2 separate regions of the Homo sapiens genome follow, and region 2 is linked to region 1. A link is a loop called in an ENCODE intact Hi-C map of the cell type or tissue named here. Cell type or tissue: PC-3. All regions are shown on one strand. Each heading gives the region's core, and the rest is flanking DNA. Links, peaks and the distances in the headings are about the cores only.

Region 1 (15,204 bases), core at 6,588-11,587:
TGGAATGTGAGCAGACGTGATGTAGACCACATTCCAGCAGAAGCTTCAAGAGCTATTGCATGATTCCACCATGATCCTTTCTCCTGTTCTAGAACAGCATTTAGCCTGGATCCCATATACAGAAGGGACATTTAGGCTGGATCCCAGATAAAGAAGACAAGTGGAGCAGAGGAGCGACTGACACGTAGCTAACATATTCCATAGCAAAACATAAACCTTTGCGGTTGATATGGGGATTGCTTGTCACAGGAGAATAACCTAGCAAAAGCTGACCAACAGATTGTGCTAAACCACTGACATTTTAATAGTTATCTAGGCTAGCATTTGGTGTTACCCTACCAAACTAGAAGGATTAAGTGTGTGGTAAACTGGGAAGTGGGTAACAGTGAACAAGATATCATAAAACATTTCTGTTTTAAAGTACAATTAAATGCAAAATACTCTAATGGAATTAAAAGTCATAGTAAACCAGCCTGAGCAACATGGCGAGACCCTATCTCTACAAAAAAACACAAAAAATTTAGCCAAGTGTGGTGGCACACACCTGTAGTCCCAGGTACTCAGGAGGATGAGGTGGGAGGATCACTTGAGCCCAGGAGGTTGAGGCTGCAGTGAACCCTGATTGTGCTACTGCACTCCAGCCTGGGCAATAAGTGTGACCTTGTCTCAAAAAAATTATTAAATATTAATTGACAAATCACAACCTGGTAAAACGGCAGACCAATAAATTCATTTTCAAACACAAATTGAATAATGCAACATTAAGGTAATGGACCACTCTCTGGCTCCATGGAGCTATCTGACTTCTGCCAATTGAAAGTTCTTGGCAGAATCTGAAGAGGTGGGTGGATTGATGCCTAAACATAGAGATGATCCTATAAAGATTCCTCTGTTTCTGCAACCCCAGTACAACCTGACTCTGCCCACAACTCCCTTCATGGAATGTCATAGGAGAAGGATACCAGAAGGGTACAGATAGGGTGATGCAACAAAGATGCATTTAAACTTGTCATTTTTGCACAAGACTGAAACCTTCACAGGGACTAACTATTGAAGAAAAGGGCAGGGTCATTTTGGAGCTCCAGGACACCTGGAGATGGCATACCTGGTGAGTGTCTGGAGATGGGATGTGGGAAGGGGTAGAAAGAAAAGCTTGTGATGGAACCAAAGTGATACAACTGCCCAGAGGCCCTAATCAGCTGATACCTGGGGACCTTGGGCAGGTTACTCTTGTCCCTCACTTGATCAACAGGATGGTTATGAATAAGAGATGAGTAATTTTAAATATAATTTAAAAATGTTGTCATAAGAAAAAAAAATGAAAATATGCTCCGCTGGTTGAAAAAAAGTCTGTTGTATTGTTTTCTTTTTTCCTTTATTTCATTATGACCAGGGAATTTATTTCCACAAACAATAAGTTTATAAAAAATAGTGAAGACATAAAAATAGTTATTCATAAGCTAGAGAATAATAATGTCCTTGGTGATGTCTGATTGAGTTGCAGAAGGCATGAGTTTGCCACCAACAGCTCAGTCACCTCCATGCTCTCCACCACAGGAATGTGGGATGAGGGGGTCTTGTCATACGCGGTGCTACCCAGCTCTTTTAAAAATCTGGTTGGCTCTGTCACATCATACTCTGGCTGTGGTTTCCCTTGGGTGACACTGACCATTCATTCAACATATTCCATTTGGCAGATATCTTCCATTTTTACCCTAGTGACAGTCTTTTACAATTACTTAACTTGGCAGCCTCTTTGCGATGTTAATGGTTGTTTTCTAAACAGGAAAGGTGGATGGTGACAAGGACCTGGCTTAGCTCCTCACTGCATATCATATCACATCCCATTTTGGCTGATCATCGAAAACACTCCCGAACCATGCCATCAGCTCCAAAGTTTATTTGAAGAAATTTATATGGAAAGTTAACTATATTACTACGAGACTAGTCTTAATTTCTTCCTTGTTTTATTAAGAAATTAAATGTATGAAAATTAGGAGGTTAGTGTATCATGGGAGTTGAAACCGTGGCAGCAGCATGTAAAGTCTATGTCTGGGAATGGTTGAGGCCAAGAGTCAGACCGTGCAATGCTTAGTATTGCGGATTTCAGGGAATAAAACGGATATAAAGACAACTAGGCTGCCAGGCACAGTGGCTGACTCCTATAATCCCAGCACTTTGGGAGGCCAAGACAGGTGGATCACTTGAGGTCAGGAGTTCGAGACCAGCCTGGCCAGCATGGTGAAACCCTGTCTCTTCTAAAGAAAACCACAAAAATTAGCCAGGCAAGGTGGCAGGTATCTGTAATCACAACTACTCAGGAGGCGGAGGCACGAAAATCATTTGAGGCTCAGGCACGAAAATTGCTTGAACTCGGGAGGTGGAGGTTGCAGTGAGCCTAGATTGCCACTGCACTCCAGCCTGAGCGATAAGTGAGACTCTGTCTGAAAAGAAAAAAAAAAGATAACTAGGCAATAGTTTTGCCCCTTTCTTTCTGTTCTTTCACTTGTAAGGTAGTTAATAAAGTCCATTTAGTTACTACCAAAAATGCATTTAAAAGTGTTAAACTACAGCCAAAGATTTATTCTTTTAAAATGCATTGAAATGTTTTAAAATACAGCAAAAGATTTATTTTTTTTTAAATACCAAATATTGGTGTCAACATAGCACAATTATTGTAATTCAAACTTTGGATTTTGTTGGAAGTGTTTTTGCATTCGTATTACTATTATGTACTTCCAGCCTGACCTTTCTCTTTTCCTAGAAGAGCAAATTGGAGTTAGAGGTGAGGGAAGTGGCAAAACAGGAGGCTATAAAATTGATGAACAGCCTGTAGGGACGCAAGAAACTAAATATTGATCTTTGTTCTTTCAGTGAGGACTCTTGCGTTTCTAAGGATGTCATTACAGCCATGGCAGTATGGGTTCATCCGATCTGCTATTCAGCTGTGGTTGCTCTCGGCATTGAAAGGACGCTTTGTTCATGGGGTCAGCTGATGACCAGGGAGTTTTCTAAAGTGAGACTTACAGTGAGAAAATTCCTCTCCAGGTGTTATGTGAGATATTTGGGGTATGTAGGACTGTGAGGTAAGGAATACAGTTTGCTTTAAAAAATGACACAACTAAAAAAAATGGCATAGCTTATACATTCAAATTAGTGCTATTCTTCCAGGAATCATAGTGGGAGATATGAACTTATCCTAGTAAAGACACCATTTTGCAAAGCATTTTGGAACTCTTTATCTTAGAGTTGCCTTCAGAACCAAGGTTAGGGTCTGCAGACCACTCGGGACTAAATACTTAGTGTTTTACTTCAATTTTTAGCCACGACACAGAAGGTTGATTAGTTATTTTTCTCCCTTCTAGATTTAACTCCAAATAACTTGGGGTATTTAAAAAAATTAAATCTATTCATTTACTCCTTCATCCATAGATTCATTTTTTCAATAAGTACTCATTGAATGCCCCTGCATGTCAGGCTCTGTGTTAGAAGTTGAGGATTCTGTGATGCATAAGACAGATACAGTTCCTGCTCTCTTGGAGCTGATATAATAAGAAAGACAGACCAAAACCACCCCCGCCACAACATCTAACAAACAAATTAATAAAACACTTCAGAGTTGGGATAAGAGGTATGAAGGCAACAGATAAGGGACTGAGCTAGAGAAATAACAAGAAGAGAAATGTAGGCTGGGTTGGAATGGGAATGGTGACATTTAAGCACAAATTCAACCTTAAAGGAGGTATCTTTGCCACCACTGGGAGTGTTTACAGGAATAAACTTTAATTTTGAAGGACAAATTTCTCCATTGTGTAGATATCTTTCTTTCTTTGCAACTGAGACGGAGTCTCGCTCTGTCGCCCAGGCTAGAGTGCAGTGGTGCTATCTCGGCTCACTGCATGCTCCTCCTCCCGGGTTCATGCCATTCTCCTGCCTCAGCCACCTGAGTAGCTGGGACTACAGGCGCCCGCCACCATGCCTGGCTAATTTTTTGTATTTTTAGTAGAGACGGGGTTTCACTGTGTTAGCCAGGATGGCTAACCTCCTGACCTCGTGATCTGCCTGCCTCGGCCTCCCAAAGTGCTGGGATTACAGGTGTGAGCCACTGCGCCCGGCCTGGGGTGACATTTTGAAGCTATGTGAATTTCCTGTTTTCTGACAACATTTTAATGCCAAAAGATTTACCCAGTTTCATAGCGACTAAGTCACAGAACCGTGACTGTGGTAGGAAGCAATATCTCCTATTCTCAGTCTCATGCACTTCCACCCGGCCACACTTGTCCCATTCATAGTACATGGACATTTCAGGAGAGGTTTGGAGAAGTCAGGGTGCTAAGAAAATCTAGGTGCTATTTAGACCTTTATAGTTTATTAAATGAATTGAATAAGAAAAGTTTCATTAGAAGTTCTCATTTTGTGGGAAATAATTAGATTTCCCTTGATGTGGCTAAAGAATAAATGGCAATACTACTAGATAAGTAAATTATTGCTATTGTTACTCAAAAGAAACAGATGTATGGCCAAGTTTCCTGCCCCCAAATATTCTTAAAGAAGTTGGATCCTGTTTCCTTTGCTGTTTGTCACTTTGAATGCCAGTGTAGATGTACTGGATAAAGACTCCGCTGGGCATGAGTAAAAATATCTTTCTTTAGAATCATTAACCATAACTTTATATCAAGTGGATTAATGTTCACTTTTATTTTTTAAACCAGGCCAGATGTGGTGGCTCATGCCTGTAATCCCAGCACTTTGGGAGGCCAAGGTGGGTGGATCACTTGAGATCAGATCGAGACTAGCCCGGCCAACTTGGGGAAACCCTGTCTCTAATAAAAATACAAAAAATTAGTTGGGCTTGGTGGTGTGCACCTGTAGTCCCAGCTTCTCAGGAGGCTGAGGCACGAGAATTGCTTGAACCTGGGAGGTGGAGGTTGCAGTGAGCCGAGATCATGCCATTGCACTCCAGTCTGGGTGACAGAGCAAGACCTTGTCAAAAAAAGAAAAAAACCACACACACACGGTGGTGGCTTTTAGGTGAATCAAATCCCTTTTACTGAGACTTTCTAACCCTTAGGAGCTGTCCCAAAGACTTCCTGTGGCAATGTAGTCTGTGGGGTAATTGTATTAGGATAATAGGGTTGAAACATATCATAATTTAATGAGTTTGTGGTTTTCTTACTCCCAGAATTAAAAAGAACCTCTATGAATGTCAAATTTAGTAATTATCAAACTGAACAGACTTTGGCTCTATTTAACCAACGGGCACATAGTCTGTAGATAACAGCATGATTTGGTATTTATAAAGAGCCTATTCCCCCTGCTCCTACCCTTAGACACCAGAAATTCATTAAATGTAAAGCCTTACATAATTCTGTAAATAAACTCACTTATCTGGAATGTTCCTAGCCTCTAAATTAGGTATTAAAGAAGAGATATCATTCTTTTGGGACAGGCCTTCGGCTTTCCCTAAAATGTAGTGGCTAGGTATGGCCCAGAATACAAACTGGCTAGAGTTTGATGGAATTTAATGAATAACAACAACAACAATAATAAAACGCCAGGTCTCCTTGGTGTGAGAGCAATAAACAATTAAATTCTTGGGAAAGAGATGAAAATAGGATCTAGTCCTTAAGTGGCCTAAGGCCTAGCAGATTCCTTCTGGCCTTAGGTTACATACATTTGGGTTGATTTGGATTAGAAACATGAAAGTACAAATTTTGCCTTTAATTACATATTTTTTTCAGTAGTACTCTTGCTAAATGTCCAAAGAAATATAGAGCTAGACAATAATAATAGCTTAGATTCATGTCGCAAGTGTTTTACATGGATATCTTTTAACCCTCACAAATAACCCCAGAAGGGATACTATTATTATTTTCCCCTTTGAAAGATAAAGAAACTGGGATCCAGATATGCTAGGCAACATCCTGTAGAATAATCTGGCTGCAAACCCAAACAAACAGAATGACTGCAGAGTCTGAGATGATAAGGACAGGTAATACCATCTCCCAAACTCTGCTGCCTCTCCACTAAGGGGTAGCAGATTGATAGCAAGACCTTTTCATAGGAGGATCACTAAGTGCTTTGCTTGAATGTAATGATAACTTCCCCCAGCAATCCTTTGGTGTGGTTTATAGTTTTGTTTTGTTTTTGAGACAGAATCTCTCTCTGTCACCCAGGCTGGAGTGCAGTGGCGTGATCTCGGCTCACTGCAACCTCCACCTCCCATGTTCAAGCGATTCTCCTGCCTCAGCCTCCCAAGTAGCTGGGATTAAAGACATGCTCCACCACGCCCAGCTATTTTTTTTGTATTTTTTGTAGAGATGGGGTTTTGGTATGTTGGCCAGGGTGGTCTCAAACTCCTGGCCTCAAGTGATCTGCCTGCCTTGGCTTCCCAAAGTGCTGGGATTCCAGGTATGAGCCACCGTACCTGGCAGACTGGAGTGCAGTGATGCCATCTCGGCTCACTGCAACCTCTGTGTCCCAAGTTCAAGGGATTCTCATACCTCAGCCTCCCGAGTAGCTGGGATTACAGGTGTGAGCCACTGCACCCTGCCTGGTGTGGTTTAAAAACCAAGAACTAGGCTGGATGTGGTGGCTCATGTCTGTAATCCCAGCACTTTGGGAGGCCAAGGTGGGCGGATCACTTGAGGTCAGAAATTTGAGACCAGCCTAGCCAACATGAGGAAATCCTGTCTCTACTAAAAATACAAAAAAAAAAAAAAAAAAAAAAAAAAAAAAAAAAAAAAAAATTAGCTGGGCGTGGTGGTGAGCACCTGTAATCCCAGCTTCCTGGGAGGCTGAGGCAGGAGAGTCACTTGAACCCAGGAGGCAGAGGTAGCAGTGAGCCAAGATCACGCCACTGCACTCCAGCCTGGGTAACAGAGTGAGACTCCATCTAAAAACAAAACAAAACAAACGAACAAATGAACAAAACCAAGAACTGACTAGAGGCCCATCAAATGGAAAAATGATTTGTGTTAAGGCACTCCTTGCAAAACTGGCAGATAGGGGCAGAAAGAGAAGAGGCTCTTACCTTCACTTCTGGGACTTCGCCAATGGCCAGTGCTCTTCTGAACTCCACATAGTGAAAGACAAATAGCATTCTTTCCAGTCAGTGTGCTCATTTGCTACTCCTTCTGCATTTCTCCCTAGGGGCCAAAATTCCTGGCAAAGAAAAATAAAACCAGGATCATAGCCATAGAAATCAGATTATAAAATTGCTTCCTATCTGAATTCATATTCTAACCTTTCTTTAGTGCTTTCATAAACCCCTCCCAGACTGATAGAATTATCTTTTTTATGACTCATGGATATATTTTACTTTGCCATTTTTATCCTCTTTACTTTGAGGGAGAAGATCAGATGATGAAGAAGATTCACCCTGTAGTGCTACATAAGATTTTATTTTACCCTAACATGTGGACTATGGACCTAAAAAAAGAAATATGTTCAGCTTAGTATTATGTATAAGAAATACTTTTCAAAGTTTTACAAAAACATAATCCAATGATAAATTTTATTCATTTAAAAAGCATTTGTTGAATTCTTTCTAGGTGTCAAGCACTGCAGTAGATTCTGAAGATACAAAAATAAATAAAACATTCCTGCCCTCAAGACACTTACACTCTTATGTGTAACACTGTGTGACCATTCATCTGGGCCTTCCTGAGACAGTCTTGGTTTACACCTGTTTTCCCAATGTAAGTATAAATAGCAACCCCTTTCACTCTCAAGTGTTCCTTTTTAGATGATAAATTATATATACCCTAGTAATAATATTTCCCACTAGATGATGTTTTTAAAATACTTGTAATTCTTGGATATAAATAAAAAGTACAAACAGCGAAGGACCAAAAATGTACTTGACACTCTGTCTTCATTTTGGAATCACTATTTCTGTCACTGAGCGTCAGTTTAAGTCAGTTCATTGGGAAAATGTGAACTTGGTTCACATTATTTTTGTTGTGGTTTTACATTATTTTACAAAATGCAGCTGCTGTCCAATCTCTATAGGGAGGAAGAAATGAATGGCTAGAAAACTTAAGAAGATGAGAGAATACTGCAATAAATGGAGATCAGAGTATGTATCATATCATATACTCAACTCCAGTTTTGGTACAGGCCAAAGATGAATAGGGCACAGAGGTCTTTAAGGGCAAAAGCAGTGTCAGGTAGAGCAGCCAAAGCAATGGCTGAAGGCAGTTGTTGTCAAGGACCTCTGATCTTAGAACTCAATGTGGCATGTGGCTTTCCCTCAGACTCTGGTTTCTATTCCATTTCTAAAAACACCCAACTCAATGGTTTTTAAAACTATCCGCAATGTACTTTTGTGAAAGGTTGGTGTTTGCAGAACTTCTCATTACACATCATTCTATGTACTGTTGTCTGAATATGTATACGTATGTATTTTGATATTGAAGACAGACTATTTTTAGTTTCCTTTGGATATGTTTGGAGAAACTCCTAACTGTTGCTATGCTGCTATGGAAACGGTATCCACGTATACTGACATGTTTACAATTGCTTAAAACACTATAAACTTTCCAGGGCAAAGGCAAACAGCTTACTTCTATCAAAGTTGCTCCATGCTTTCCTTTTTTTATTAGTTTATTTATTACTCTCAGCCCCATGTTGGAATCTGTTTCATCTGTGCCTGCATTAAAGAGATTTTTTTTTTTTGCTGACCCACATATTCGTTTAATTGATTTCACATTCACAACTATAGTGGCGCTGAAAGCCAGTGAAAAATTTTCCCCGAAATAAAAAATATTCCTTGTTAGGAATTAAGAATTGAATACCTGCTATTTTCCCAGAAGAAAAATGGAAAGAATACTTCTTGAGAGTATGTTGACAGTCTGTCTAGAATTTTCAAGTGTAGGAGACTTTGAAAGTAGCTTAAATGTAACGATTGTAATTACTATTTGTGTATACAAAATGAATTTAAGGACTATTCTAATTGCTAGGAAACATGCAAACCTAAAAAGGAGGTTTATTGCTTTTTTTCAAGCATAGGAAAAACTAGGTGGCTGAGAATCTTTACAATTTTTGGAGAAAAGAATCTTAACAAAACCACAGGAATGAAAGTGAATAAGAACCTGTTTGTTTGAAGACATCAGAAAAGTGGTTTTTGTCAGGGCTGTTTTCTAGGAGTCAAAAAATATTTGAAAGTAGAATCTATAATTGTGACTCATACAGCAGTGGGTCCTGATTACATAAAAAAGGCACACACGCTCTAGTAGAGCATATTTTTTAATAGAATTTTAAACCCAGAGTACTTTCTCCTTTAAAATCTCTTTTCCAAAATTTGATACCTATTTTGCGTAAGTGTACAGTAAAACAAATTTAGGCTGTCATGATGGAGTCTACTTTCCTCTCTCTTCTACTGAAATCTCCTTTTTGTCATCTTCTTGAAATGGTCATTTTAAGTCACACATAAAAAAACAAAACAAAACAGCAAATAGAAGTTTTATGGGAATGGAAATGATTCACGGAGAGCTGGTTGCAGCAGGGAACTGGGCCTCGCTTGCATCTGGAGATCAGGGCTCTGTAGAGCCAGTACTTGCCCCTGACCCAGCCCCCTTTCCAGCAGTGTTTATATGCTTTCTCTGCTTCAGCTGATCAGAGGATATTCCATTCTAAGCCTTTCATGGGACAATGTTTATGTGATTTTTTTTTTCTTCTTCTTTGTGGGGAGGATTCCTCCCTGCCTCTTGGAGCTTAGCAGCACTAAGAAATGTCATCCTAAGGTCACATTTAGATTAAAACCCAGTAAAACCTGATGGACTTGTTATAGCAAGTGACTGTGAGGGACACTCACAGTATGATGACTGTGGCTTGCTAGTCTACCATGGGGACAGGAATGAGGGTGGGTCACAGGAGGTCCTAACGGGGAGGCAAATCTGCTTTAGCAGCAGCTCGTTTCAAGAGGCTGGGTGTTGCGGCATTAATTCTCCTGGGTTGGGAGCCTGGGCAGGGTGGGTGTCAAGTGGCTCTGGCAACTGGACCCCTTCGGGGTTGCCCTCAGGATCAGGATGAAAAGGGGGAAGTCAGGCTGGAGCAGCAGCGCGGTTCACGCAGAGAGCACCCCAGGCAGCCACGAACTGGCTTGCTCCGTTCAGATTTCTCTTAAACAGCAGTTTTCCGTTTCTGTTCTATGGCCTCTGAGGGAATTTCCCAAATTAACCTTCACTAAGCTTTCCTGAGGGACTGTTTTTGAGCGCTGATGGGGGAATTTCCCCCTTTTGACCACACTGTTGCCCGGAGACTTGTTGCTGCTCTTCATCTGGGGATTTTCTCACTGGCATTTTGCTACTTCCTGTTTCCCAAGAGTCTCTGCTCTCTGGGAACTGAAGATTTATCAAGAGAAGGGGACAAACAGCCTTTAGGAAAAAGGGGAGGAGGGTGTATTTAATACAGTGGTGCTTTTCTTCCCCTCCTTTAGTTCTTTGCTACAGTAACATTGGATTTGAAAATCAGGCCCAGGGAGCTTGCTGAGAGCTTCGGATTGATTACGCTAAACATTCCACAGGAACTTGAGTTGTACGGTGTAATCACAAATCACATAAATGATTGTTTTATTAGAATATCTATCCTCTATTTGGGATGGATAGAAACCCCTGTGTTAAAAGAAACCACTAAAGAAATCATTACTCCTTTTACTTAGTGAAAATGCACTACCACTTGTTGAATGTTTCCTGTGTGTCAGCCATGGCACTGGGGCTTTGCATACATTTCTCGTCTGATGCTAGCAACAACCTGGAGGAGTAGGGCTTATTCAGACTCATTTAATAGATGAGCGAACCAAGCCTCGAAGAGGCTCTGAGAGGTTAACTGACAACCACATTTTCCCGGCTGGTATTAAGCAAAGCTCCAATTCTGTGGATTCCTAAAGCCTATGCTCATATTTACTCAGCTATAAATTTGTATTGAACTGGGGATTTGTTTCATGGGTCTCTTAGGTGCTATTACCAGGAAAGCAGCAGGAGAGACCCCGAGAAGAAGCAGATCCCCAAAACCAGAGGTGAAAATATTTTAGGGAGCAGTATTGATAGTCCTTGGCTTAACCCTGTGCACTTGCCAGGCCCTTTTGCCATGTCACCTGGAAAAAGCTGCTGACTTGAAAGGTGACAGGAATAAATATATTTAAAAAGCTTCAATTGAACGAATTCATTAGTTCTTTCTCTTAGAGAAACTTTCCACCTAACCACTGCTGTCACCTTGCTACTTCCTACCCTAGCTTTGTACATTTTATCAAGGGTATTAGAAATAATTCCCCTGGGGACAGGTCCCAGAATCTCTCTGGCCCTGCTCTGTGGAAGTTGACATCTAGAGAAAATAATGTTCTGGAATTGCTCTACCTCCTTGACTCTTGATGCTCTTAAGCCAGATGAGTGTCTGTGCATGCATGTGTGCACGTGTGTCTGTGTTCTTGTGGTATGAGGTTCTTGGGGGATGGATTATTAGCCACAGTTGACCTTTGCAAAGTTCTCCAAGTATTAAATATTTTCACTTCCACTGGAGGAGTGATCAGCATACACGAGGGGGTGCTGGAAGCAGCTTGGGGAGTGACCTGGCTGTTCCTGGGAGTTCCTGAGGAAAGGGGGTGCAAAATCTGCATTGGTGCCCCCTGCTTCCTGCACACTTTGCAGCAGCTCTTCCTCTCCAGGGTTTGTCTAGGAGGGCTCCTAGCTGTATTGTCTTCATCCACATAGTGAACTCTGATAACCACCAAATGTTGAGAGTTGACTAGTTGCCTAATAGTTTACCTGCATTGACTTAACTTGATCCTCACCCATGAAGGTAGGCAAAATGATTCCGTTTAAAACAAAACAAAACAAAAACAGTGAGAAGACCAAGGCCCTGGAAGGTTAAAATGGCCCAAACCTACCGGCCGGGCGCGGTGGCTCACGCCTATAATCCCAGCACTTTGGGAGGCCGAGGCGGGCGGATCACGAGGTCAGGAGATCGAGACCTTCCTGGCTAACACAGTGAAACCCCGTCTCTACTAAAAATACAAAAAATTAGCCGGGCGTGGTGGCGGGCGCCTGTAGTCCCAGCTACCCGTGAGGCTGAGGCAGGAGAATGGCGTGAACCTGGGAGGTGGAGCTTGCAGTGAGCCGAGATCACGCCACTGCACTCCAGCCTGGGTGACAGAGTGAGACTCCGTCTTGAAAAAACAAACAAACAAACAAACAAACAAAAAATGGCCCAAACTACCTAACTAGTAAGTCAAGGGGTTGAGATTCAAATATTGGTGGGTCTGATTCATAGCTGTAGCTTTATTATGGCCAGGGGTGGGTGAGTGGAGTAAATCTTATTTATTTTTTAATCACTAGGAAACTATATCCTAGCCTTGAAGTTGCAAATATACAGGCTGTTATCATTTCAAATAATCAGGTGGTAGAAAGAGAGCAAGATTCTAATCAGCACAATGCCCAGGCCAGGGAAGGAACGTGGCGCGACCCAGAGGACCCTGGCTTGACCAAAAGTGGTATTTGGAAAAGGGGGCACCGATCCTCTTTTGTGCTAAAGGGGACATGGTTTTCTTATCTTCACTGTTTCCAAGGCATCTTCTTAGTGGTGGCTCTGCAACTAGAGAGGGCTAAACAAGCAACGCCAGGTTTAGGCTTTCATCCCATTGTGCTTGAGAAAAAAACAAGTCTTCCCAAATCTAGTACTTTACAACACTTCATAATTAAGCAGCCAAGAATCTGTCTTTCAGTGTTTGTGCCCAGTCACTGGTACACATTATAATCAAAATCCCTTTTCCCTTCAAAGCAGAGCATCACTGCCTTTCCCACTATTCTCCTGCAGAAGAGCAGGGGAAGGAAGCACCAGGGTCCATCATGGAGGTAAGAGAAAAGTTCTGCTTCCCATGCCCACTATGATGTATGCCTCTCATGTATCACATGGGGTCCAGGCTGAAAGATGTAATGTGCAAGAACCTCGAGAAAAGCACAGCTGTGTCTTGGTGGAAAGAAAGGCACTTCTATCAGGAGTCTGTCCAAGTTCTAATCGTTACCCTTCTCTCCAAGTGCCACATCTTAATCAATTTCAATCCCTTGAATGTTGTCCCTGTTCATTTTGTGCTGCTATAACAGAATACCTGAGACTGGGTATTTTATAAAGAACAGGTTTCTTTCAGTTCTGGAGGCTGGGAAGTACAGGGTCAGGGGCCTGCACCGGGCAAGAGCCTGTGTTTTGTGTTATCCTATAGCAGAAGGCAGAAGAGCAAGACAGTGTGAGAAGGAGAGAGGGTGAGGAAGGGGGCCTGTCTCTTAAAGTCATCTCTTAAAGATCTCACTCCTCAATGCTGTTGGGTAGGGGATTAAGTTTCCAACACATGAACTTTATGGGACACGTTCAAACCATAACAAACATAAAAATCAAACCAAACCATACAAAAATACTCTGAAAATATTTTTTCTTTTCAAATTAGAAATGACATCATGTAGGTTTCTTCATGGCCTATGGAAAATGGTGTGGTGGCACATCCTGGTATATGGGAGTTTGGCAACAAACAGAATTACCCTCTTCAAATTCTATCAGACCACAGGTAGATTAGGGGAATTTTCTAGTTCATTGCTACCTGTGTACCAAGAACAACTGGTTCAGAGGGCTCTGGCTTGGTGTGACAGGGGAAACCCATACTGCTAAAATAAGCTCTTACTGCATGAAATCTGGCTCTAGAAAAATCTTGCACTACTACTGACTCAAAATTTATTTATTTATTTATTTATTAGAGACAGACTTTCACTCCATCGCCCAGGCTGAAGTGCAGTGGCACCATCTTGGCTCACTTCAACCTCTGCCTCCGGGGTTCAAGCGAGTTTCCTGCCTCAGCCTCTTGAGTAGCTGGGACTACAGGCACCCGCCACCATGCCCAGCTAATTTTTCTATTTTTAGTAGAGTCAGGTTTCACCATATTGTCCAGGCTGGTCTCGAACTCCAGACCTCAAGTGATCTGCCTGCCTGGGCCTCCCAAATTGCTGGAATTATAGGTGTGAGCCACTGTGCCCAGGCTCTGACCCAAAATTTATCATCACTTTCTTCAATTTCTATTCCTATGGATCAAAATGTAAGATGGAGCCAAATGTCCAGTGGCAAGTTAACGTATTATTTGAACTTAATACAATTCTTGATTGCTTCATTCCTTAATTTTTCTTAAAAGACAAAATATTTCATTCTTTTAAATAGTTCTTGTTCTTAACCCTGATGGTCATGGGCAAAGATCCTTATTTTCCAGTGGATGAGAGGGAACCCTTTATATTTTTGATCATAGATATGGTTTATGTGCTCATCCACACTCTTGCTCCCCGTATCCATCAACTCTTTGACTGTGTTGTTGCAGGTGCATTGGGTTGTTTGGTCCTGGAACTTCTCCAACTTGCAGGTCACCAGGGCCTGAGGATGCAGCTTTCCCTGCAGTACTTTTTCTGCTGCATGGAGGCATTGTTGCCCCCATGGTAGCCAGCGCTGCATGGGAGCAGGAGGCCCTGCATCCTCCTCATGTTCTGTCTTTCTGCCACATCCTAGACCCAACCCTGCGCAGTACCTGTCTCTCCAGTGCCCAGATGAACTCAGGAGGGCATGCCTCCCCCTTCATCGGCACTTCCTGGGCCATCACTGTCATTGCAGGTCTCAAAACTAGTGTTCTTAACCATTCTGCTATATTATATTACAATTGGAATGTTGCTAACACAGACATAAGTTTCACACAGAGATTAGCAATACATTCTTTTCCATAGTATATTAAACATAATTTCAACATTTATTCTTGCACAAGGAAACTACTTATACAGCTAGGTGAGGAATGATCTGTGTCAGTGAAAGGCATAAGATAGAACATGTTCTTTTTACTTAGAGATGATCTTTACTATGATTGTGGGTGCAATAAATGTTATCTCTTTTGGAGGATATTTTCAGAGCTATTTAAATTAAATCAGATTTTTAAAATGCAAGTTTCAGGATATTACCAGTGATTTAGATACCATGATATGGCTTAGGTATAGTTTGAATAAAGAGCAAAATAGCAAAAAATTCCTGCTGTTCTCACCTCTCCAAAAAAGAAAAGTCTTAAAAACAAACAAACACACATGCACCTTTGGGTTTGAAGTTAGCCTTTGTTATTAGCACAAAACACCAAAATTACAGTCAAAATTAGTCACTGGAGTTATATCTGACTTTTAAGACATGCTTCCTCCT
Region 2 (15,204 bases), core at 4,876-9,875, 110 kb after region 1:
GCTATAGGAAAGGAAACGTATTCTTAGTACACTACATGGCCCAGCAATCAAAGATGCTTACATAATCACAAATGACCTAATCAAATTAGGATGTAACTATTTATATCCTAACAAATTAGGATATAATCAAATTAGGATGGAGTACAAGGAGGATGAATGGCTGTGATAGGGCATGAGAATGAAAGAGAACAAATCTCTTGCTTTTCATAGTGGAATAGCAGCATGATGTCAACCACTAAAGCAAACTATAAACAGACAAGAAACAACACAAATATGTTATTTAGAGACATAGCAATAAATCCCAAATAGCTAAAAAGAACTGAAAGTGACTTCTGTGGGGAAGGGAACAAAAGATTGCCTTCTAGGACTATTTGTCTCTTTTATTGATGAACATATATAAGAATAAAAGTGACCAACTGACTAGTAATAAAAAAAACTAAATAGAAAGTCTTTAAAAAGCCATTGGAGTGAAAAGCTCAAGAGATGGATTAAAATAAGAATAGACATAAGTCCCTATGGAGTTTTTTTGGTTCAATAAGTAAAGTAGGGAAAATTAGAATGAGATCATGTGGAGCAAGGATCTTGAGCAGAAAACCGAGGCCTGTTGTGCAGAGTAGGGAAATTTCTAAACCAGTTACCACTGCGCAGCTGCCTTCTACAGTCTGGCTAAAGTACCTAGAGGGAGGGAGGGAGGGAGAGCAACCAGTAGTGCCACCTTCTCTCCACCTTTGGAGAGGGACTTGATTTCCAGCACCACCTCTCTGCCCTGCCCACACCAACAATAACCATTAACATTAATGTTCCAAGCATTTTACATGTATTAATGTATTAGCATTTTATCCTCACAATCATAGTATAGGTTAAGTATTATTACTCTCATAATTAAAACTAAGGTCCACAGAATTAAGAAAGAAATTTTCTTAAGGGCACTATGCTGGGAAGCGGAAGATTTGGGATTTGAACCCAGGTGGTCTGTCTTCGGAGTTCACATTCTCAACTATTGTGCTACAATGCATCTTGCTACACACACACACACACACGCACATCCCTAAAGTCTTTGGTAAAATAGCAACGAGTTTATCTTTGAAAACAAGAATTCCTTCCATATCACAAATGAGAGTAAGCTGAAAGCAGAAGGAACAGAGGAATGCATAATTATCCATTGATTTCATGTATTCCCTACCTCATTTTCAAAAAAGGTATGAATCAGTTTCCAAAAATGTCATATATAGTAAGTAAAAAAAATGAGCAAAAATTTTAAAAATAGACTCAAAGTAAGTGGATAAATAAATGTGCCAAATGAAAAATTCAAGAAGGTTGCTGTATCTGAAAATAAAACCTGTATATGAGCTTCCTGGCAGCCAAGATAAAGAAAGAAATGTAAGTAATTGCACAACTCTCATTATAAAATAGGAGATAGTTGATTGAACGTTTATGTGATGTGCAAGTTAAGTGCATGATAGAGGAGGAATAGGAGGCAGAATATCATGTAATTAGTTATATATTGAGTTGCTGTGATTTTGGAGAAAGTTACCACTTTTCTTTCAATTATTACGAAAGTAAATTTGGAAGAGCCTCACATGGCCCTTATGTTTGTCTTGAAGATATGTGGACTGTTTCTAGGTTCACAACACCAAAATCACAATGCAGATTGCTGTCATGTCATTAGAGCCATCCTTACAATGAATCAAGCTAATGCCAGGTGAATAAGGAAACCAACCAGCAGAGGTCCAGGTGGGACATAAACCCAGACCTGGAAAAATTGAATGTAAATGTGTTTCCCATGCTCATGGGGCTTGTTGGCCAACTCCACTTCCTCTGCTGTGCAGAGGAATTGATCGTGCAGATTTTGTAAAGTGTGGTATTCTTAAGTCGAACTGGGATGGAGGCCAGCGGTATACTGGCAGCCAAACGTGCCAGACATCTGAGTTGAGAATAGAGTCCTTAAGGTGCTCCTGGGTTCTTGGGTGCTCTGGGAAGACAGCACCCACAGCCACAGTGATATTTAACAGAATAGAAGATAGCCGAGCAATGAGCAGCTAAAGCATTAATATTTGTGTTTTTCCTCTCTCATTGACCTGATAGTCCAAGTCTCCCAGACTATCAAAAAGACTTGGATATTAACAGGAATTCAAATAATCATTTGACATTACCTAGGTGGTACCTGATGGGGCTGAGCCACTTTTAGCACAAGTCATCACATTCTCCCCAGTGGCCCACCCTGTCTCTCTCTGCCTCAGCCAAACTTTGTGAAGGGGTTGTCGACACTTGCTGACCCTACTTCTTTATCTCTCATTTAATATTCCAGTGAAATTGCTCTTGGTAGAGTAGCTAGTGACCTTCTTGTTGCCAAGTGTGCACATCTCAGTCCTTGTCTTACTTGGTCTCTTTGCAGCAGAGGATTTACCTTTTCTTTGCAAACACTTGTTTCTCCTGGCTGCCACAACTCCACAATCTCATCATTTTTCTTCTCAGGCTCTTTCCCTGGGGCCTTGGGTTTTCATTGCCCTCCTCCTGCCTGGGAGTCTGGTGCCTGTGAGCTCTCCAAGGGGAGCACTAGTCTGTTTGCCCTCCAGAGTTTCTCCTAGTACCTAGCAAAATGCCGGACATGTAGGAGGTGATCAATAAACAATTTTGGAAGAATGAACAAATGTGAGTTTTATTCATATTTATTTTGGATTTATTATATGTCCTGACAACTACAAAAACAGGATTGGAGGTGGTTTACAGTGTTAGAATATATCTAAAAACATAACAAAAGCTTTTTTTTTTTGAGACAGAGTCTCGCACTGTCGCCAGGCTAGAGTGCAGTGGCGCCATCTCCGCTCACTGCAAGCTCTGACCTCCTGGGTTCAAGCAATTCTTCTGCCTCAGTCTCCTGAGTAGCTGGGATTACAGGCACAAGCCACCACACCCAGCTAATTTTTTTTTTTTTTTCTATTTTTAGTAGAGACGGAGTTTCACCACATTGGCCAGGCTGGTCTCCAACTCCTGATCTCGTCACCTGCCCGCCTCAGCCTCCCAAAGTGCTGGGATTACAGGCATGAGCCACTGCGCCTGGCCAACAAAAGCTTTAAAAAAGAGAAAAATAACAGAAACCAAATAAAAGTGAAATGAGATAAACACACCAGATTGCTGGGATGAATTAGTTGCTGCAATTGAACACTAAATTTAGTGCTGAGCTTCCTGGTAGGCAAAGCAAAATAAGCAATACATCAAGTTGTATAGTTCTCACTGGCAAATAAAAGGAAGCATAAATGTTTGCTTATGGATAGAAATATTTTCTAGCACTAAACATCAGTAGTTGTTTTATCATGTTTACCTTTAACAGAAGGTAACAAATGATAGTCAAAGATACTGCTCAATATCTTACTTTTTTTTTTTTTGGAGACAGAGTCTCACTCTGTCACCCAGGCTGGAGTGCAGTGGCATGATCTTGGCTCACTGCAACCTCCACCTCCTGGGTTCAAGCAGTTATCCTGCCTCAGCCTCCCGAGTAGCTGGGACTACAGGCACATGCCACCATGCCTGGCTAATTTTTTGTATTTTAGTAGAGACGGGGTTTCACTGTGTTGCCCAGGCTGGTCTTGAACTCCTGAGCTCAGGCAATCCACCCACCTCGGCCTCCCAAAGTGCTGGGATTACAGGCATGAGCTACCCCGCCTGGCCTCTTTATATTACCTTTTATATAATAAGTAGTATATTATAGGTACTATATACAAGATAATATACTGGGCAGTGTCTTAGACTATCATTTTCCAAAATATATGAATGCTTCTTCAAACTGTTCCTTTAGACACCTGGATGATACTAACAGAAGGGGTAAGTATTCCAAGACACATCATAGTTGTGTCATTAGGGAAATAGATTGGGATTAGGTGAAATAAACTTCTGGGTACCAGGCACCCAGAAGATACATGCATAAAATGATCCCAAACATCATGGCTGTCTTGCTCTTGCTGGAAAGCCTAAGTAAATTTGAGTGGAGCCTGAGGAAGACTACCTACACCTGTACTGATTTTCACAGGGAAGCACACACAGACATCCTCCTTCTGTTTTCCTCCAGAGATTTAACACTATGGATTCATAAAAGCCCCAACTTGGAAGCGGGGACAATCTGTATTCTAACAATCAGAGCCCCTGGGAACATGTGATGTTAAAGTCCCAAAGGGGAACGGGCACGGTGGCTCACGCCTGTAATCCCAGCAATTTGGGAGGCCCAGGTGGGTGGATCACGAGGTCAAGAGATCGAGACCATCCTGGTCAACATGGTGAAACCCCGTCTCTACTAATAATACAAAAATTAGCTGGGCATGGTGGCGTGCACCTGTAGTCCCAGCTACTTAGGAGGCTGAGGCAGAAGAATCGCTTGAACCCGGGAGGCAGAGGTTGCAGCGAGCCGAGATCATACCACTGCACTCCAGCCTGGCAACACAGCGAGACTCTGTTTCAAAAAAAAAAAAAAAAAAAAAAAGTCCCAAAGGGAGGCCAGGGAGGACTTCGGCTCATGCTTCCCTTTCCTACCATGTTTGGGTTACATCTAAAGAACCAAGACAACACAAACCATGTTCCAAAATGAGACCCACAGAGTCAGGAAAAAAACATTATTCTTAACCCCCTCTCCAAGATCCATATTAAAAATAGAGTTGAAAATGGGAGTGAAGGGACAAGGTTTCCAGGGAGGATTTTTGGAGAAGGCTCCAGTGCCTGTGCACACAGTGGGGAGAAATGGAGGATGCAGCTCATTCCTCTCACGATAGAGGGGCTTAAGGAGAACTTAATGTGTATCACCTTCAGTCTGGGGGCAGACTGGATTGGACCAGCCTTGAAAACCTCGAAGGTCTTCAGATGGAGGGGCGCAGACAGAGGGCTTTACTGGGCTAGGGGAAATGGGGAAAGGATGAAGGCAGGGACTTGGAAGCTGGCTCATTGAGTGCCCTGGGGGTAAAGGAACCTCAGCCAAGAGAAGCAGAGATGTTGCTGGATTTCCAGGAACCAAGGAAGCAGAGGCAGCTGCTGGGATTGCGATGCATCGACCTTTCACCTGCGACCCACAGGTGAGAGAACTCAGTGATGATGAAGGGGAGGGAGTTGCTGAGGAAGGTTGAACTTTAATAGCAGTTAAGTGCTGAGAAGGCCCACCCTGGAGCTTTCTTGCACCTTTCTCTAGTTCTCCTTCCTCTTCCTCCAACCCTGGGGCACTATAGTCAGCAGCTGAAGGGAGGAGAGGGCAAGGAGAGTCAGTCACAACCGCCCCACGCCCATAGTAGGCCTGAGTTGGGAGAAAGATGAGGACTCTAAATCCAGTTTTGAGTTTTTGTTATTCCACAGGAGTGGACATTTGATTTCTGAAAGGAGATTACATCTCATGGCTTCAGTGACTGTAGGACTCTTTTAGCTTAGAGGGACCAGAAAAGTCAGAGTCTGCCAGAATTTCCTCCCACAGCGCGCATTCAAGGGGATCCTGGAAGACCACACAAAGCTTCTGTGTTCTGCCAGCACGGGATAGCGGGACATGAGCAAGTCCAAGCCTGCCCCTGCCCTGGAGATGGGGCAATGAGGGCAGAGAGTCCACTGAGGGCAGGCTTGGGTGTGGAGCACCTTCAGAGAGGGGCCCTTCCCTAGAGACAGGGCAGGAAACCAGGCTCACTCTTTGGCACCCAGGAGTCCGGGGAGTGAGGGTGACGACAGCCACAGCGGAGAGGCTCCCGGCAGGATGGGGCCTGAGGAAGCCAGTGCATCTGCAAAGGCCTGCAGGTCAGGCCCAGCTCTCAGGGGCCCCGCCAGGGGAACCTCCTCCAGCAGATAACTTGAATGAAGGGCAGGCCAGACACCGAGGGAAGTTAGCCCAGTGAGGCGGCCCTTGTGCCCCAGGCTCAGGGAAGGAAGGTGAGTTCAGAATCAGAATCAAAAGACGGTGTAATTAGAAGCTGCAAGTGGATACACATGAGGGCGTAATACCTGCCGTCACGCAGCTGAGAGCGCTCGGGGCACTCTGGAAGAAAGCGCAAATTCAAAGTAATATTATCATCTTAATTATAATTAGAACCTGCAAGTGGAGTCTTGAAAGGCATTTATAGCATATCCTTACTTGTTTAGGTCAGCTTCCCAGAAAGAGGGGGAAAAATAGACTTGGACTTTTTTAATTTAGGCAAGAAATAGATCGGCCCATGCGTCAGGGCTGCTGTCTAGAGCCCCCTATGTGAGGGACGTCTTTTGGGGCTCAGTTTATTAAAGCTCTGCCTAGAGCCTAAAAGCTCAATATGGCAGAAAATAGGCTTTTTTTTTTGTAAGCTTTAGAGGGCTGCAAGCCAATTGGAAGCTTCCACCCGCTGTGAAGTAGTGAGACTGGTAAAATAGCTAGTAAATTACCCCTGACTCAGGGCCCATTGAGTGATAGGTCTGCAAAGCAGAGCACGAGGGGAGGACGGCCAACAAATATCCGGGGGAACCCCAGTTGTTCCTGGTTATCCCTTGGCTGATTGTCTGGACTGAGGATAATTCAGACTTGCTAAGCTTTTTCCTCTCACTTTCTACCCCTCTTAGAGGACAGGAGGCATCAGACAGGGGCCCGAGGGAGAAATGCTACCCCTTATTTAGCTGTTGTGGGAAGCTCTGGTGAAAACCCCATGAAAGCAAGTTGGGGCTGATGGTCACAATGAGGTCTCTGCTTCTATGGAATTCAGCCGCCCACGCTGCTCCCGTGCCCGGTCCCTGTGAACAATCCAGAAACAGCTGTGATTGGCAGAGCCACTGAAACCAGAGCTTCGTAGACGGGAGGAAAACAATCACGCCACTGTGTGGTGCAACTGGGTTTGCAGGCTCCCTGACAGATGAAGACAAATGTTGCATAACAGCTTATGAAAAATTGGCTTAAAAAAACTCTGCATACCTGGGTCATAGTCAATGAGAACTAATGTAGGTGCTTCTATCCCATCTCCTATTCCCAAAATTTAGGCACCCAATCTCCCTTGGTTTCCAAGGGCCCCTTTCATGCCCAGCTCTGCCCTGTCTCATGCTCGAAACCCATTTCTTGATCCCCTTTCCCTTCTCCACTCAGCTCCTACGTTCCAAACTTACCTACCCTTAGACCAATTCCTTAAGGACTCTGATAGTTTGACAATCAGCAGTTTGGGACTAACGTATCTCCTCTTCCAGATAACATTCGATCCTACCTGGAGCTTCACGGAGTTGTGCCCTCATCTAAAAGGAGGCTGTGGGGGAATGTTTGAGGCGCCGTCTGGCCCCGGGGGGAGACAGTTCAGTGTAGGGCGTCTCTCAACAGCACCAGATGCATACAAGTCTGAAGTCTTGGAGCATCAGGACTTTTTTTTTTTTTTTTCAATTTTGCTCTGAGCTTTTTGGCGACTATCCTTGCTCAAATAAGTTTTTCTCTAAGTTTCTAATTCATAGGTTTGTCATGATTCACATTTAAAACAAATTTTAATCATTCCCACCTCCCCTCCCCCCCCGCCCTTAAGTGTTGTAGCAGCTTTTCCCCTGGGTGGAAAGAAACCTGGAGTCTGTTCCAAAAACTTTGGAAAAGGAAGCCCGGATCTCTCCAGTGCTCACTATATACTTTCCATGCACGGGAGTGGTTTACTGTAGCAAAGAGTATTTTGTTATGCCTTCTGGGTAATTTTGTGCAAAAATTTACAATGTCAAGGGAACATGGTTATTAGGAGCAAACCGTACAACTCCTTATCTGTTTCTCCACAGGCGCTAGCCATGGGGTTCAGAGCCAAGTGCCAGCTCTTCCTGCTAAAAATGTTCTCAATTTGGTCTCCGCCAGCAGTGAGGACAGCAGTGTGAATGTGTGAATTCTTGCTCCAAACTGGCTAGAACCAAGTTTTGTAAATGTCATTTCTTGGGATGCTGTTTTATCTGAGAAATCACATTTCACCAGCAGCACTGAAACTAGCTGATGATGCCATAATAAGTTCTGACTCCTGCAGGGAGAAGCTCTTTGAGGCCCTTTTTCAATACAGCTGACATGTTTTTCATTTAAGAGCCTTTTTAGGACAAGTTTAAACTCTCACATCACTCTATAAATCTTATGAAATGAAAATCAAATTCAGTACAGTTACAAGCTGTTCAATTCTATCTCCTTTATAACATTTATAACTAATATAACAGAAAATTTAAAAACCCTCTTTTGTGCTTTCTACCAAGGCGGCAATATGGACTCAATATACACAAAATGTAGAACTGAAAATGAATTACATGTTTAAAATACAGATTTTTACACAACAAAACAACAGTCCTGGACCTCCTCCTCCTTAAAAATTAATGTCATAATCTCCAAAGCATTTTTGGTCATGCAAAGTCACTATCAGATAAACCTCAAATTCATAATTTCAAGATAAGAGACACTGCCTCAAAATGGAAGAAAATGTCTTCTTCTAGAATCATTAGGTATATTATTTTACTTGGTAGGTTACTTGAAGCCGGCAGTTAAACTGGTCCCTAGATATTTATTAACCTAAGAAAAGACACGGGAAAATGTACTTCATACAGTCTTCAAGCAGATACTCCACTGTTTTAAAATGAATTTCATTAAGGCTTATACTCAATACACCTACTATACATGTGTATTTAAAATATAGTTTTTCCACTAATTGCAAGATTTAGTGAAAATGTGGCTTTGGCAGGCAATGAATAATAAGTATGCTACATATTCAGTAAAGTTAAAGTTGGGCTTGAAAATAACCATTTATTTATTGTTCAGATTACAATAAAATCTTGTTTGCCTGGAACTCAGGCTACTAGGAATATCAAATAAGAGAAATGTTTTGGAAATGTTCTGCTTTTACAGTTGTTAGGATGTGACTAGTAACTAAGTTGATAAAGAGGTGTATGTAACTAATAAAAGCAAAAACTTCTAGGTTGCACATTAATAGCTGTGTAGCTTCACCCCAGGCTCTTCGCCATTTGAGGATATAGTCCTCTGTGCAGTTTCATGCTCATGGGAAGACCCTGGATGGTTCTGAAGGGTTGTGTGCACCCAGTGCCTAAGTACAACGCCCCCAGAGCAAAGAGGTAGAATATGGTAGTAGCTAAGTATGTGGACTCCAATGCCAGTCAGTCTGAGTTCAAAACCCAACCATACCACGTACTCACTGTGTGACTTTAGGCCACATTGTCAACCTCTTTAGCCTCAGTTTCCTTATTATGTAAATAAAGTTATATCATTGGATTGTGAAGACTATACTAGTGTAGAGTGTCTAGCAGCACGCAGGCACATAGAAGGCACTCAATAAATGTGAAGATTTTTATTCCCAAATGATCCTTTTCCAATGGGTCCCAAGCTTCAGTCTATATCTTAGTTTGACTAGAGATGTGATAGAACCATATTCAGGAGAATTACCAAGGAAACACCTGTCACCTTTCTATTACCCCAGGTGTAGCTCCTAAAATTCCATCACTTGAACAAGTGTAAACAGAGAATATATTTGGACATTAAACATAGTGTTACTATTAGCAGAAACAACATCTAACACCTTTCTGCAAGTGTTCCATGTTCTGTCTCAGGAGCCAGTTGGGATATGGGATTCTGGCCCATCTAAAACCCAGAATTCCCAAACGCCTGTTCTGAATGTCTCCAACCACCAGGATCACCAATCCACTTTGGCCCTCTACCAACTACAGATTTTCTCACTCCTCCTAATGATTGCGTACTCTTGATTTAAGAGAAGCAGTTCTCCTTTAATCCAAGCCAAGTTAGAGAAAGCATGAAAGAAACATTCACTTCTCTTCCCAACTTGGCTGTCAGGTTTTTGGGAGTTGGCCAGGAGGAAAGATGGTCCCACGAGGAACTGCAAAACCAAGTGTCAACTGCCTGGATGCCGCAGGCCATACACACTTCTGGGGTAATGCTTTTCTCTAACATTCAAGTGAAGTGGCAGGAACCCCCATCCCACATTTGGTGGAAGCCAGCATGTCTCTTCCCACAAAGTTTGCTGGAACTCTTGAGGACCTTCCCGTTCTCCTAGTCTCCTCTTGCTCAGATTTCTCCATTCCTCTGCACTCCTGAGTGAACCCCGTGTCTTTCCTTCTAAGACTGCTGTGTTCCTCATATTGCTTTGTCCCATGTTGGATGCTGCCCCAATTCCTTAGCTTTCTCCAAAGCACCATCCACACAAGGCTGGGCTGTGCAGCAGTGTTTGGAGCAAGCAAGGGGTTGTCTGCAGTACAGCTCAACACAGGGACAACAGTTGCCATTGATGAGAAAGCCCATCCATTATTCCTGCCCTGGGGACTGTCCTGCTGACTGTATTACCCCTTAGGCCCATCCTGATGCTGTTTTCTCAGGTCCCTTCTTCTCTCTCCAGGTCCTTCTCCCTTCTCTAAGAGCCAGTCTTCTCCCCCAAATCCTGATTTCTTTCTTGTGCATAGAATCTGGCTCTCCATAACCTTATGTCCCACTAAACTCAGGTCTACCTTTGCAGACCGACCAGCCCACCAAAGTGCTTTGCTGGGCAGAGGCTCCACAAATGCTTCTGCCCTTAAATTGCATAAAGATCTGACAGCAGCCTTGAAATTCATACATGGGACATTTGTTTTCCCCAGTCTCTGTAAGAGGGAGGAAGACTGTATATCTGCTAGGATAGAACATAGGTGTGGCTCAGAGTCACACAGACCCAAAATGACAGTGGCTTACATGAAGTGGAATTTTTATTTCTCTCACGCATAGATGTCTGAGCTGGAATTAGGGCACAGCTTCATGAAAGCATCCTCCGGGACCCAGTTTCCTTTTATGTTATTGCCGTACCCTCCCTAAGGTGTTGTCTTCATGATTCCAGATGTTTCACGGCCACACCCTGGGCCAGCCAGCAGGAGGGAGTAAAAGGCAATGCGGAGGGCATGCCCTTCCCTCGAGGGCATAGCCTGGAAGTTGCCTATATCACCCCCCTCGCATCCACTGGTCAAAACTTAATCACATGACTGCAATACAGGCTGTGAATTAGAGGCTTCAATTCAGGGGACCATGGGTCAAGCTAAAAGTCAGATCTACCATAGAACTGTACTGTCCAATAGAGTAGCCACTAGGACATATGGCCATTTACATTTGAATGAATTAAATGAAATTTAAAATTCAGTTCTTCAGTCAGCCTAGCCCCATTTTAAGTGCTCAATAGCCACATGTGGCTCATGATGACCACATTGGACATTATAGACATGGAACATTTTAATCTCAGAAAGTTTTACTGGGCAGTGCTGCTAAAGAAAAAGCATGAAATACTAGGTGCAATTGGCGGTCATTGTCACAGGCACTATAAAGGTTTATTCCTCCTCTTTTAAGAGTAAGTCTCTTGGAGTTGAGAATTTTTCCAGCCCAACAGTGTGACCTTGTGCAGCAGTTGCTCTCTTGAGTGTACCCTGCAGCTGCTCACCAGGCAGTGATCATGATTGAAGGGTATAGCACACACCTGGCACATACTAGAGAGTCAATAAATGTTGGCTCCCTCTCCCCGTGCCACCACCCCCCATACACACTCACAGCCTCCCTCCCCTTTATGGAACTTACAGAGTCCTCTGTCTCACCCTGAAGGTGAGACATTATTAATCCCCGCCCCCGCCCCCCCAACATCGCATCGCAGCAGAGAAACTGGGAGACTCAACCTTTCCAAGGTGAGGGAGTGAGGTGTATGCTGAGGTGGGATTTCAGCATGGTAAGTATCTGCTTTGATACAGTGGGAAGCCTGACAGTGACAAATGACCACCTTTCATGCCTTTTTAAGAATTTGGGGAAAGAAAAGGATCACATATGCTTGCACAAGAAAGGGAGGCTTGTTCTCTCCAGTGAAGCCAGCTCTCAGCCTGGAGTCATGTTAGTCTGGGACAGTGTTTGCTTAGGATCTCATGGGCCACCAGAGAACCCATACCAAATATTTTCTTCTAAAGAACTGCTGGATCCTGGGAGCTGGATCACTTTGTCTCCTTGACTTTCAGGTGCTCTGTGACTTTAGGCCTCCTCTCTGGTGACCAGAAAGCTATATCCTGTAACATTCTAGAGCCCCTAGATGGTGGTAGGAGAAGGCAACAAAGTGAGGGAAGAGACCAGGAGGCTCAATATGAGTCCCTCTCACATCAAAGAGTCTGTATTTGGGCTCTTGAGCAAGAGGGGAAAAGCATGAAGTTGCTAATTCTTAAACTGTGTGAAGACACACACCTGTTTGAGGATTTGAAAGAAGCTATAGACTGTCTCCCCCTTCTGAAAAAATGCAGATACATGCCAAGATATAAAAACATCTTAAAAGGCTCAAGGACTCACTTAAATTATGTTACCTTGGCTTGGAATCCCAAATAATCACTATGATTTTGTTAAGTTTTATAAGGTTTTATAAAGTTTATACATTATCAGGCTTGAAATCCTCCAGGGCCCTAAGCCCATAAAGGGACAGCTGTGGGTAGAGCTCAGTCATAAAGAAATATCACAGCATTTAGGTTCCATTTTGATTTTTTGGACTCTGGGGATGTAAGAAACACCTCCTGTAGGATAACTCCCCAGGGACGAAGGCAGCCACATTCATCTAATAACTGAAGGTTCAAAAATCACCCAGGAGCAAAAATTACTCAGATCTGAAGATAGAGAAATTAAAATGCATGAGAAATGAGACTACATGAAGCTCAACTTTCGAGTGAGAAAATAAAATTCCTGATCTGAAATCTCTTAGGGGAGGAGAGGAGAAGTCTTTGCTATATTATGAGAGCAAAAGATCATTACATGGTTGATGAGGGGCATCCCGAGGTCCCTTGGCTCAAGTGCAGAGAATGAAGTGTGAGTAAAGGGTGGAGTGAAGCATAGGGCAGGCCACAAATGCAGTGACTATATTATGATGTGTGCTTTGTCACTTGGCCTGTCATCAATGACACTTTTAGCTCTTCCTGCTTTTCTAAATCTGTAGCTCCTGGGGCAGCTGGTGTTCAAAGCCTTATAGAAACTCTGTTCCCCTAAATCAGTGGTTCTCATCCTTGTTTGCACATTAGAACCACCTGGAGACTTAAAATACTACTGTCTGCACATCACCATTTGATTGGTCTGTAGTGGGATCCAGGAATCCCTTGCAACAAAAGCTTCCCAGATGATTCTAATGCACAGCTATGGCTGAGAACCACTCCTTTACTGTTGTTAGAAATTATTGCAGGTATTCCGAGGATCTGTAGAGAATTTAGGTAGTTAATAATCAGAGAAAAGCTGAAAGGACTGTTTTTTTTAACAAACATGACAACCTTAGAGTTAGGAAAGCTGCATTGTCAAACAAGGTTGGCCAGGAAAATGGGTTTGTGGGTCTGGCATTTGTCCTCTTTTCATTCATTAAATAACAGAGCCTGATCGGCTTCAGTAATGAATGTGAACTTCTGTTAAATACTTAATAAGATGAGAGTTTCCAGAGAGAAGTAATCAAGAATGAGTTTAATACTATTCCAATTAGGTGCAGATTAAACAGTGTGCCACATAAAAATTCAAAGCCAACGGAGCTAAAGAAGAACTTGGAAGTTGCTTGTGGTTAGGATGGGAGTTGCTGACGGCAGGAGGGTCAACACTGTCAGCCACCACATTGCTCAGCAATAAGACCTGGTGATTATGCACTTTGATAGGGTTAGGTACTAATCCAATGATGTGTGAGTTAGCTGTCACCCTTCTTCCAACTATATTATTCTTGTTCTTAGGAAGCAGAGGTAAGGGTGACATTGGCGACTTTTCAGTCACATTCACAGAGCAGTCCGTGAGATGGATGTCTTAGTTTGGGTTCCCCAGAAGCATGCTCCACAACAAGGATTTGAGTACAAGAGTTCATTTGGAAGGTTACCCCAGGAAACATTAAGGGGGAAATGGGAAAGGAGACAGGGAAGGAAAGAAAGGCAATAAAGAGGGTGTTATTGGCCGGGCGCAGTGGCTTATGCCTGTAATCCCAGCTTTTTGGGAGGCTGAGGCAAGTGGGTCACTTGAGGTCAAGAGTTCGAAACCAGCCTGGCCAACATAGTGAAACCCTGCCTCTACTAAAATACAAAAAAAAATTTAGCTGGGTTTGGTGGTGTGCACCTGTAATCCCAGCTACTTGGGAGGCTGAGGCAGGAGAATCGCTTGAACCCTGGAGGCAGAGGTTGAAGTGAGCCGAGATTGCACCACTGCACTCCAGCCTGGTCGACAGAGTAAGATTCCATCTCAAAAAAAAAAAAGTGTGTTCTCAGTTATCTCTGAGGGCAACTGGGGGTTAGTCTTGCTGCGTAGACATGCCTCAGAGTCACCCAACAGAGACTGGGTCTTTATTCACCACGTCCCCATCAATCATGGGTTGAAGTCTGCTTCCAGGGCAGTAACCTTCCTTTTCTGGCTCCTAGGCCTGATGCACTTTCCCAGCCAGATAAAGGCTTGAAGAGACAGAGTGGCAGGTGTGGGAAATAAGCAGGCTTTGGAGTGTAGAAATGAAAACAGAGAATATGGGCAGGGCACTGACAGCGTCTGCCACAGTGGATAAATCCATTCATCCACCCATCCATCTGCCCATCCATCAGAATAATTATCAAGTGGCAGACACATTTTGGAATTATGGCTGGTCACATGTTCACAAAAACTCTTACGGATTTCTATACCGTGGACCAGCCCACTATATTTCTTTAAATCTGTCTGCCAATCAATCTCCCAGCCCATCCAATCTTTCTTTGAATCTAGGAGGTAACATTTTATTCAACTCTCAAAATTTATTATGCTTAAAATGACCTCCTTTCATCCCCCAACACCACTGCAATGCTAAAATCTCAAGTATAGGTTAGCAGGTAGGTTCCCATTGGGTCTAGCCTACCAGGGGTAAAGAGAGAAAAATTGCTTGAATGTGGTAAGATTCACGATAAAGGGAATGAAGTCACCTGACCCAGTCAGGGTTGGGTCTCCCGACACTTTTGCCATTAACTACTCTGCTTCTGTCAGCAAAGCCCTTGGCTGTGTTCTCCAGACCCAGCCCAAAGCATGCATTCTTTAACAGCTATTTGATCCTTATTTCTAATAATCAAAGAGATTCTTACCAGTGAGGAGCCAGAGTTGGGCCAGAGTCTAGGTTGTTATGGTTTGAATGTGTGTTCCCTCCCAAACTCATGTTGAAATTTAATTGCCATTGTGACAGTATTAAGAAGTGCTGAGGCTATGAGGGCTATGCCCTCATGCATGGATTAATGCCATTATCATGGGAGTGGATTCATTAT

What was found. Hi-C counts contacts between places; a loop is a spot of excess contacts. Peaks named below come from ENCODE experiments on the same cell type or tissue, not always from the same donor. Only the 100,000 strongest peaks of a DNase experiment are listed, where the experiment ranks them.
Region 2: it touches region 1 in a loop (5-fold over the local background); 17 of 110 quality-filtered maps call a loop at or near these places.

The regions. Positions count from the first base shown.
Region 1 is chr2:64,194,195-64,209,398 of GRCh38, forward strand. LINC00309 (long intergenic non-protein coding RNA 309) reads right to left here and starts at 11,291. Exons shown (of 6, transcript NR_033837.1): 1 at 9,096-11,291; 2 at 8,799-8,894; 3 at 7,034-7,164. RefSeq lists an enhancer at 10,056-10,385. In PC-3, for the core only: no CTCF peak of the experiment used is centred there; a DNase peak (open chromatin) is centred at 9,137; H3K4me3 peaks cover 1,791 bases; H3K27ac peaks cover 3,483 bases.
Region 2 is chr2:64,305,740-64,320,943 of GRCh38, forward strand. No RefSeq gene overlaps it. Among named protein-coding and RNA genes, the nearest start is that of MIR4433A, 27 kb to the right of the region's middle. In PC-3, for the core only: a CTCF peak has its summit at 6,808; a DNase peak (open chromatin) is centred at 6,782; H3K4me3 peaks cover 378 bases.